2 separate regions of the Homo sapiens genome follow, and region 1 is linked to region 2. A link is a contact called in ENCODE Hi-C or POLR2A ChIA-PET data. All regions are on one chromosome and are shown on one strand. Each heading gives the region's core, a stretch centred on a gene start or an enhancer-like site at or near the end of the contact. The rest is flanking DNA. Distances are from core to core; before and after follow the strand shown.

The links. A loop is a pair of places that touch in the nucleus more often than their neighbours do. ChIA-PET counts read pairs that join two places held with the same protein, here RNA polymerase II (POLR2A). Pooled maps may share reads with other maps.
Region 1: a map of heart left ventricle shows a loop between it and region 2 (7-fold over the local background). The contact joins the enhancer-like site here to the promoter of LINC02704 in region 2. A Hi-C loop is called at or near these places in 1 of 168 maps with a recorded cell type or tissue (heart left ventricle) and 4 of 50 pooled maps. POLR2A ChIA-PET finds 5 or more read pairs at or near these places in 1 of 52 experiments (SK-N-SH).

Annotation. Positions count from the first base shown.
Region 1 is chr11:44,772,979-44,775,678 of GRCh38, reverse strand. The region is part of intron 2 of TSPAN18 (tetraspanin 18); the gene reads right to left. Among named protein-coding and RNA genes, the nearest start is that of TSPAN18-AS1, 38 kb to the right of the region's middle. RefSeq lists an enhancer at 767-1,541. Within about 2 kb of position 1,383, at least 9 of the 41 ENCODE cell types and tissues checked have a DNase peak (open chromatin) inside an H3K27ac peak, as active enhancers do; they include heart left ventricle, where a contact is called at or near this core.
Region 2 is chr11:44,700,039-44,702,738 of GRCh38, reverse strand. LINC02704 (long intergenic non-protein coding RNA 2704) reads left to right here and starts at 1,380. Exons shown (of 3, transcript XR_931234.3): 1 at 1,380-1,482.

The DNA of each region.
Region 1 (2,700 bases), core at 134-2,633, 73 kb before region 2:
CCCTGCCAAAGATGCTGGCGGACGCTGGAGAAAGCAGCCCCAGAGGCCCAAGAGGAGTGCAAATGTACACCTCCCACCCCCGCCACTAGAGGGAGCAAACCAAACCTTTGCAGTCACCGGAGGCTCCCAGAAGGAGGCTGGCAATGAAACGTGCCTGGAGAGGACCTATAGGGATTCGGTGACCTCCAAGTACGCTAAGCTGCAGAGCAGTCCAGAAGTGTGGGCAGGAACAGGAGCGATTCAAGTTAGGAAGAGTGTTCCCAACAAATGGGGAGAGGAACATATTAGCCAGATAGTTCTCCCTATTATTAAGTAAAGCAGCATTGACTACACACGTGCAAAAAGATACTCCAGGTACGGGGTTCCCAGATAAAATACAGGATGCCCAGTGAAGTGTGAATTTCAGATAAACAACAAATAATCTTTCAGTGATTCTTCCTAAATAGTACATGGAACAAATATTGCTTGGGGCAGATTTATGCTAAAAATTGAGTCATTGTCTATAGGAAGTCCAGATTTAGCTGGGCATCCTTTAATTTTATTTGCTGTACCTGGCGACCCCTCCCAGGAGGTATGCAGGTGACAGCAGACACTAGACACAGCTGAGTGTCCAACAGTAGGGGCCCTCCAGCCCTGTGATGCCCAGGAAGGAATCTCACAAACTGTAAGGCCAGGAGAGATGGGGAAAAAAAGCAGGAAGCCCAACTGAACGGACTTTCTGGTGTCAACTATTGAACACATGCCTGAGTGTGAACAAAAGCAGGAAACGAAGGAGGCTCTGGTCCTAAGAGAGGAAGTGAATGATTTCTTTTCCCTTCATTTTCCAAGCTCTGAATTGTTTTATTGTCTTAACAAGAACAGCCACACACACACAACCAAAGTGCTCAACTTTTCTTATCTTTTGAGATCAACCTGGTTGTTCTATCAGGTGGTGAGTCCTTCGAACTCAGGGAGTGGGAGTTTTTCATCTCTGAACCCCAGTGGATGCCTAGTGAATGGAGGAAAGAAAAAAAGAAGAAAGGGAGGGAAATAAGGAGGGAAGAAGGGAGGATGAAGGAGGCTCTGTCCATGCAAAAGCCAAGAGCTGGGAGGTCCCCAATTGCAAGGTGACTTCTGAGGACCACAGGGACCTCCAGGCAGAAGGAGCCAACTCTGTCACCCCAGGTCTCCTTGCTACCTCTCCTGAATAGAGAGGTTTTGAGGTCAGGAGCCTGGATGCTATCTGGACAGCAGTCAGCCCAAAGCCTGGCCCCAGGCCTGTGGGCCACCTGCCATCACTTCCTCTGCATTTACTAAGAGAAGCTGCCCAGCATGGGGACACACTGTGAGATGCAGGAATGAGCCTGTCTGAGGAGCTTCCCCCAGGGACAGAAAGCAGATACCACACCCCTGGGCTCTGCCCCCTCCTTCTCCCGTGGGACATGCCTGCCTGCCTCTTGGTTCAAGTTCAGTTTAAACAGATGTTCTGTTCCTAAGAAGCCCTGTCTTTGAAGTCCAGGAGAAAAATCTCAGCTCCAAAGGGACCTTTCCTACTGAAGAGACTCTCTGGGGAGTCTCGGCAGAAATAAAAAACAAAACCCCTGGATCCTTATCTCCTGGTATTTATGAGATTTTTAATTAGAACAGCTGCCTCCATGGGCTACACTGCTGAAAGGGAAAGGGAAGGAGAGAGAGGGGCTGAGGGTGGGAGTCCGACTGAGGAGCACAGGACCGGGAGGGAGGCAGCCTCGCAGGCTCCAAACTGCCTCTGAGATGAAGCTTTTAGTGCCCAGCTCTCCATAACCCCAAGCACGGGTACACAAATGGTGCTCAGAACCCTGGTGGCTTTTACGAACTGCAACCAAATACTTATTGACCCAGGGTTCCCAGGACGCCAGGGGTTCCCAGGCTGGTCTTGTGTCCATCCATTCCACCTGGAGACTACCTGGTCCTATTGCAGGACTCAGCTACAGGGTCTCCCCAACCTTCTGACCACCGTTCCATCCCATCCCCCCACAGCAACCCTCTTGGAAGCATCTTGCTATGGGCATGCCAAGAGCGGGGCAGTGGAAGCCGTCCTTCCAGGGAGCTGGCAACAAAGGGATGAACTGCCTGTAGGGAATTTTGAAACAAACCTAAAACCCACAAAAAGCTGACAGTTCTAAACAATGTCGGTGATAAAATGCTCTGCTTTGAGAAAAAAAAAATCTTTTAGTGATCTAAGTTCTAAACAATTGCTGCAGTCACTGGTGGGTTTGTTTTTTGTTTTTTGGGTTTTTTTTTGAGATGGAGTTTCACTCTTGTTGCCCAGGCTGGAGTGCAATGGCGCAATCTCAGCTCATCACAACCTCCGCCTCCCAGGTTCAAGCAATTCTCCTGTCTCAGGCTCCCTAGTAGCTGGGATTACAGGCATGTGCCACCACGCCCGGCTAATTTTATATTTTTAGTAGAGACGGGGTTTCTCCATGTTGGTCAGGCTGGTCTCGAACTCCCGACTTCAAGTGATCCACCTGCCTTGGCCTCCCAAAGTGCTGGGATTATAGGCATGAGCCACCGCGCCTGGCCAGTGAGTTTTAATAATGTGTATGTAAGCTTCAAATGAGCATATTTTTATTACTTAGGCTTTAAAACACATTGTGTTTGCATAGGTGTGAATTCAGAGAGCACCTACTTATTCAGTCAGAAGCCAACATGTGTGGATCCTGTGATACCTGTTCATTT
Region 2 (2,700 bases), core at 131-2,630:
TCCCTCCCTCCCTGCCTCACCCCCACATCTCTCTTTCCCTGCCACTACTTCGATACTGCTATTACTGCATCACTCTCACTCTGCCCCCTCTCTTCAGGGAGACTTCCTCCCTACACCTCCCACTCCCTAAAGCTGCCTGTGCTTCCCTGTGTGACTCCTGAGCCTACCCCTCAGCCATCTCCACTGCCCATCTCCACTGCCATCTCCACTGCCCAAGTGCCATCTCCCCCGAGAAGCCCACTCTCAGTTCTTCCTCCTCCCTTACCCCAAACAGAATGCAGTCTCTCTCTACCTTTGGTCATATGATTTGTGGGTAGGATATCCATCCACTCCACTGCCTCATCTACTCCCATGCTAGCTCTGCCAGCCTCAAGGGCAGTGGCAAACACCAACCTGGCTCAGGTAGGTGTTCAGGAAACCTTGAAAAGGGAAAGAGAGACAGGGAAGAGAGAAGAGACACAGATAAGAAAGTAAAGATGCCAGATGAACTTATTGAGCACCTAGTGTATGCCAGGCACTGTTCTGGGTGCTGAAGAATTATCAGCTACCTCAGGTAGCAGGGGAAATGGATGTGAGTATGAAATTGTCGTTGTCATAAGTATCATAGAAAGAGAAGACCAGGGCTGTGGGAGGCCATGGGCCATGTTCCTTACACTGGATTTTGTGGGGGTGTTTGAGAAGGCTTCCCGGAGAATGTTGTTTCTAAGCTGGGACCTGAAGAATGAGTCAGGAAGGTGAAGAGGAAAGGTAGATGCAGTGGAAAGAAGGAGAAGAGGAAAGGTAGATGTGGTGGGCAGAAGGAACAGAGAATGGAAGGCTCAGAGGCAGGGAGGCAGGAGGAGTAGATGGATGGATGAGTGGGTGGGGGAACGAAGGTTTGGATGGATTCGGGGAGGACTGATCCAATGGGCAGGTGGGTCATTGCACAACCTGCTTGGCCAACTGCAGGGTCAGAGCAGCAGGCAGAGGGGAGGGTCCTGGGTCATGTCCTTGTCCTCTGTGTGGCCCTTTGATCATCTCCCAGGCAGACACTGATGACCCCTGTCCACCCCCTCAGCCACACAGCCCAGACCCTCTGGCCTCAGCCCCTTCTGATCCTCTCCTGGGGGTCCTGGAGATAGGGTTATTTGTAGATGATAACCTCCCTGCCCCACATCCCCTACCCCCCGACTCAGACACTTGCCTTTCTCTGGCCACTTCCTTCTATTCTTCTGCCCTGTGTGTGGAGGGGGAGGCAGCAGCCCTGGCTCCAGAGAAGCCTGCCCCTCCTTTCTTTCCTCCTTATCTCTCTCCTGGCCATGTTTCCTGCCCAAGGAGACAGAAATAAAAACGCAGGCCCTCCTGCAAGTGTTAGTGATTCTGGGAGCAGGGCTGTCAGGGTCTCCAGGGCAGGGGCCCCCATTCAGCCTGTTCCCATTGCCAGTGTGAGATGCCCAGATGTGGGGCACCCAGGCCTGGGATGCCCAGGCATGGAGTATCCAGGTATGTTGAATGCCCAGGCATGGGGCATCTACATGTGGGGTATCCAGGTGTAGGGGCTCCAGGTGTAGGGCTGGGGTGGAGATGATGGCGTATGGCATGGCTAAGAGCATGAGATTTGTCTGTGCCTGGCTCTGCATCCCTGGATGAGCCACAGTCTCCCTCAGTCTTGGTTTTCCCATCTGTGAAATAGGGCCCGTGGCAATGCACATCTCCCAGGGCTAGTGTGGGAATTAAGGGAGACGCTGGAAGTCACAACATGACTGAGGAGGTTTCACTTCTTTTATTAAGGCCAGACAGTTCCTTGAGGAGCGCTGTAGGGAGAGAAAGAGGGTGCTGGCCAGGCCTGCAGGACCTCTTGCAGGGCAGGGTGGGGGTGGGCTGGAGGGTGCATCTCCAACCTGCTGAGCTCAGGTCTGGCGCTCCCTCCCCTGGGCCTGGGGATTGCTGGGGAACACATGCCTCTGGCATCCTGCCTCTGGCTTCCAGGAAGGACTCGGCTCCAGGCTGCCTCCTCCTCCCTCCACTCCCACCCCTAACAGCCCCAGCATACACACACACACACACACACACACACACACACACACACAGCAGAGATGGAAGGATCTCCCTCCTACCATCCTCTTACAGAGAGTGGGGGAAAGGTCCACGGAGACCCCCAATCTCTACCCCTGGCTTGCACTAGGAGCCTGACATACCCCTTCCTAGCTAGGTGGCTCAGAGAGGACTAATGACCTTCTCGATTACTTTACAGAAGACCAGGAAGACTGGCATCAAAGGAGAGAGACTCAAATAGGGGGTTTCAGGCAGCAGGGGCATTTCTGAGTACTCACTGAGCATTTCTCCCTTGATGTCCTTCTCTCTCAATTTATTCATTCAACAAATGTTTTCAAGCAGGTACTATGTGCCACACACAGTGTGGCTACGGAAGAGACCAAAAATAGGACAGATCCTGGCTCTATTTTAGGAAACAGAAAACTAGCAGGTCAAGTTACCAATGATGGCTGTTGCAACAGGAATAAGTAGAGAGCTTGGATGGGAAATAAGGAGGTGACAGCTACTGTAGACAGGGAGGTCAGGCAGGCTCTCTCAAGAGGGGACATTTAGCAGGAGCCCCAGCCATACTTAAAGCCGAGGGTGACTGTTCCGGGCAGACGAAGTAGCAGTGGAGATGCAGTGTTGGGGAAAGAGTTCAGATTCAAAATGTCTTCACCCAGATCC